2 separate regions of the Homo sapiens genome follow, and region 1 is linked to region 2. Evidence: chromatin loops called from intact Hi-C (ENCODE). Cell type or tissue: gastrocnemius medialis. All regions are shown on one strand. Region 1 has its middle 23 kb from the start of SMIM3. Region 2 overlaps TNIP1 (TNFAIP3 interacting protein 1).

What was found. Hi-C counts contacts between places; a loop is a spot of excess contacts. Peaks named below come from ENCODE experiments on the same cell type or tissue, not always from the same donor. Only the 100,000 strongest peaks of a DNase experiment are listed, where the experiment ranks them.
Region 1: it touches region 2 in a loop (12-fold over the local background); 9 of 110 quality-filtered maps call a loop at or near these places.

Annotation. Positions count from the first base shown.
Region 1 is chr5:150,800,100-150,802,599 of GRCh38, forward strand. No RefSeq gene overlaps it. Among named protein-coding and RNA genes, the nearest start is that of SMIM3, 23 kb to the left of the region's middle. In gastrocnemius medialis, CTCF peaks have their summits at 1,130 (motif pointing right) and 1,344; no DNase peak of the experiment used is centred here; H3K4me3 peaks cover 750 bases; H3K27ac peaks cover 675 bases.
Region 2 is chr5:151,046,586-151,049,085 of GRCh38, forward strand. All of the region lies in intron 8 of TNIP1 (TNFAIP3 interacting protein 1), which reads right to left. Among named protein-coding and RNA genes, the nearest start is that of GPX3, 27 kb to the left of the region's middle. RefSeq lists an enhancer at 1,379-1,518. In gastrocnemius medialis, a CTCF peak has its summit at 1,451 (motif pointing left); a DNase peak (open chromatin) is centred at 1,416; H3K27ac peaks cover 1,320 bases.

The sequences.
Region 1 (2,500 bases), 250 kb before region 2:
AAACTGCATTACTTTTGCACCAACCCAAAACAATTATCTATAATAAAGTCATGAATATATATATTGTCAATTTGTCACTAATAAAATTATTTTGGTGGTATTTTGTTCCATTTCTTCTTACAGGGGTAATTTTTTCTGTTATACCTCAAATGTAACTGGCTTAAACTGATTTCTTTTTTCAACCAAATATGTGTCTTTGGAAACAAACATTCTAATGGCATGCCTCTATACATATCTACCTAGTTCAAGGGAATGCAGTTTGGGAGACTGTGTGTACATGTGTGCACACTCCTGTGCGTACATGTTAAAGTGTAACGTGATCCACCTGAAATGTACATGCAGCTGTTTATATCATGTAGCCATCCATTTCATGATAAATATGTTTGGAAATAAATTTGTAGTACTACCTCCCAACAGCAAATCTTATTTCCTTTTAGTTTCAGTAATAGTATTTAGTATTAGTTGTCACTAATAAGGATTATTTTTAATTTGCAGATGGAAAGCTTCTTCCTTTCCATCCATAAATCGAGTGTTTCTTCTCAAAGGCAATGGTTCTCAAACTTTAGTATGCAACAGAATCACCTGAGGAGCTTTTCTTTTTTTGAGATGGAGTCTCGCTCTGTCGCCCAGGCTGGAGGGCAGTGGCGCGATCTCTGCTCACTGCAAGCTCCGCCTCCCGGGTTCAGGCCATTCTCCTGCCTCACCCTCCCGAGTAGCTGGGACTACAGGCACCCGCCACCACTCAAAATCCTGGTCCTTATCTGCAAAGATTCTATTTCAGTGGGCCTATGACGGAGCCAAGAATTCTGCATTTTTAAGGCAACTTGCTGTCCTTTGAGAAACATTGCACTGAAGTATTTGGGAACTTTGTTTCACTGTGATAGCTGTCTGGGACTTAAATCTTCCGCCAAAGGAAAACCTGGAAAATTTTGTGATTGAGCAAGCAAATCAAGCCCATGCGTAGTAGTAGACTGGGAACCGGTGGGTGTGAGACCCAGGCTCTATGTGGCCTACACTCTTCTGAACTCTTCTGAGTCTTGATTCCTGGTCTGTGAAGTGTGCAGTGTATCCGAATTAAATGAGAAAATCATTCCGTGCTTTTAGGGTGAGTTTGAATAACTTTTAGGCAGTCCACCAGATGGCGATATAACTTTTTTTTCAAATGGAGTGGTTAGCCTGCCGAAGTTGTGAGAGTCAGTCCTACAACATTCCTAGCAGATCAAGATTTTATGTTCCCAGTTCTGGCTTCAGAGACTGTAGCGATAACACAGGGCTCATGCAGTCCAACATCCCGTATAATACAGGTTGCCAGTTGTTGCCTTTTCAGTATTTCTCCTGTGTGATCCTGGACTGCTTGTGTCAGATTCACACAGGAGCATTTGCTTACAAATGCAGCTTCCAGGGCCCTGCTTCAGACGTACTGACCGAGAATCTCTGGAACTGGTTCTTCAGTATCTGCTTTGCAAAAACAATCCGTAAGTGCTCAACAAACAGGTTAAAGTCTGAGAGCCACGTGCCAGTGAAAAGGAGGTTCACGTCTTGCTGAAGCCACCCCTTATTAGCTGTTTTGTTAGAATTCCTCCCTCGGTGAGAGTGGGATTAAGGATTCAGGGATGCTAGTTCTGCCCTCTTGAGGCCACACTGAAGAGATCAACTTCCTTTTTCTTGGGAAATGTCTGAACATTTTGAAGGTCGCTAATCATGACTTACCTCACCTCCGCCCCTATCTTCTCTGGGGGTGGGGAAGAAGTCATACTTTGCATTACAGGTTGGCTGTCATCCTCCTTCCCTTTCCAGGAACACTATAACCAGAGACTAAGAGCGAGGACCTTCACTATTTCTTAGCTTTGTGATCGTGAGCAAATAACATAAACTCTTTGAGCCTCAATTTCCTCTTCTGTAAAATACGAGTGAAAATAATTATACCTACTTCAAAGGATTGTTATGATTATTACATGGGGTGATGAATGCAAAGTGAAAAGGTAAAATATAGCAAAATGTGATCTATTATTAACAATAATGAGCTTCAGTTTCTACATCTGTAAAATGGTGATGATAACTACTAGAGCATGGGGAGAATTAAATGAGGTAATATAAGTAAGGTAGTTGGTTAATGTCTGACTTAGAAGAGGCTCTCAATAGTAGTAATTATAAGATGGCCAATAATGTAAAAACACCAATGGTCTATGCCCCTAATGATGTGGGATTTTAAAAATCACTGAAGTAATGAGATTAGCAATTTCCTTACTGTTATCCTGTAGGATCAGCCTTAGAACAAGTATAAAACTTGTATCTCTTCTATACTAAGTTCCTTTTAGAAAATGTTTCTTAATGAATCCACAATTATTTAATAAAACACAAAGTATTCAATTTTTAAGTATTAATTCCTCACAGAAATTGCTTTCTAAAGTTTTAAGGGTGCAAAAAACATTAAAAATCTTTCAGTAAGCTAAAACTTTAATTAGGCCCTTATATAATTCTTGCTAAAGAGAGAGAATGG
Region 2 (2,500 bases):
CTGCTTTGAGGGGCTGGAGCAGATAAAATATAAGGTGAGTTTGATGCATCTTATAGTGATGGAAAGTAAGGAAGTGCTCAAATGAATAATACTAATAACAATAATAATAAAAGAGCATGTCAAAAGGGCACAAGAGACAACCTGAAAAAAACATCTATGGCCAAAACGGGAACACTTTGAACAGCAAAATACATCACAATAGTATTGGATTATAAGTCACAGTATGAAATAAATACTCTTGAGTTCATACTGATAGAACAAAATAGCTGAATCAATAAATAAATGGGGGAGAAGGGACAGCTCTTCCTTACAAAAGAATTCTGATTAATAAGTGTAGGAAGAATGAGGAAAATATGAAATCACCATTCCATTACTACAGTAATAACTGCTGCAGGTGGAGATCCACCAATGGTCACTAAAATCAGTGAGTGAAAGTTTAAGAAAAAATAGAGTATTTGCATAGTCTCTAAGTTTCTCCTCAAAAATAAACACTTATTAATTACAAAGGGAAAATTGGTCACTTGATTGCAGAAACTTGAAAGACAGCACTTGGCCAAGTGATGAAGGTTAACAGTAGTAAAACACTGACATCATGTACCCCTGGTCTGCTGGACTGAGAAATATTCTGCACACTCTGATGTACACAGAACGTCACCTCCGTGAGATTCTTGCCAAAACACGTAACCTCAATCTCCTCATGAGATCCAATCACTTGTGAGGCCTCAATCGTGACAGCAAATAAGTCTATACTGAAAAACATTCTACAAATAACTGGCCAGTACAACTCAAAAGTTTCAAGGTCATGAAAAGCAAGGAACAGCTAGGAACTGTCACAGACTAGAGGAAAATGAGGGAGAAGAGACAACTGAATGCAATGTGGGATCCCAGACTCCATGCTGGCACACGACAGGACATGAGTGCAAATCTGGTGAAATCTGAATAAAGTCTGTAGTTTACTAAGTAGTACATGCCATTAATTCCTAGTTTTGATCATTTAACCTGGGTTCTATAAGATGTTGCCGTTAGGGGAAGTAAAGGAAGGGGATAGGGGAACTCTCTAGACTATTTTTGCAACTCTTCTGTAAGTCTAGTTATACCAAAATAAAAAGGTTTAAAGGTTAAAAAAAAAAATAGCAAGTGCTGGGGTGAAACAGCAGACAAGGCCAGTAGTCCGGAGGGTGTGTGTCGACTCTATCTCCAAGCCCCTCTGTGATGGACACCAAGACCCTCGTCTTCTCTGGGCTTCAATGCGATGAGAAGCTCAAACAGAAGAAGGTCTGCAGGCCCCATCCGGACTTCTGACATTGTCTGCCATCATCCTGGAGTCAGATTCTCTCTATTCTCAGCGTTCTCTTTCCAGCGTTCTCTTTCCCTCCACACTGCACCCCCAAGTGGCTTCAGGTAGGGCTGGGTGCAGAGCTTGCCCCCTACAGGCTCAGGCCTGTAAGCACACCATAGCACCAAGGAGCAAGGTGAGGGGGAGCCCTCCAAGGAAGGTCACCCCCTTTGAGAAAGGGGACAGACAGGCCTGCCCACTTGAAATCTGCGGCATCTTGGATGGGAGCTGTGCTTAGCAAAAAGGTCAACAAGTTACCGGGGAAGGAGGAAGAGGGTGGATTCCAGGCTCTAGGGTGGTGCACCCTGAACCTCCGCGAGGGAGAGAGGAGTCCACGTGGAGTCAGCAGAGCTGGCTGCTGGCCCCAAATCTCCCCTAAAGAGCAACAGCTAACGTTCACTGTTTACGACGCTAAACCTACTTTACAAGCATTGCATCACTGAATCCTCACAACCACCCCTTGAGGCAGGTGTTACTATCTTCATTTTACAGAGGAAACTGAGGCCTAGGAGTCTTATGTGACTTACCCAAGGTTGCAGTGCTGGTAAAAGGTGGAGCTAGTATTCCACCTGCATGCAATTCCAAGGCACACTCGTCGCCCCTCTGTAACACATGCCTCTAATGAGACAGGTGACCCTGGGGCACAAGGGCAAGTCGCTCCCACTCTCAGGAAGGGCAGGAAGAGCATCTGGCTCGGGGCATTCAAGGAAGACGAGTGGAGATTAAAGGGCACAGGAAAAGTAAAGAGACCTGTCCAGGGAATTCCACACCTGAGGCAGCTCAGAGAACCCAAGGGAGAACAGCCGAGTCTACAAGTCCCTTCCACAAGAGGGCAGACAAGGCCGGATCTGATTTGGGGAATAAAGGGAAGAAAAGAGGATCTCCATGGGCTGGGATTCGGAACACCAGGGAAGAGCAGACTTTCACCATTTATCAGCATGTTTCCCTGGCCGTACCCTACATCTGCCTGATAGCAGGTCACACAGAAATCCTGATTATATGATGTTACTTGACCTCTCCAAACCTATGGCCATAGCTATAGAATGGAATACTAGTCCCAGCCTTGCCTACTCTATAGGTAGAGATGAGGCCCAAATAAGAAAATAGATTTGCATGTCCTGGGTAAACTCTACATTGTCACACAGTAATAAGGAATTAAGCCAT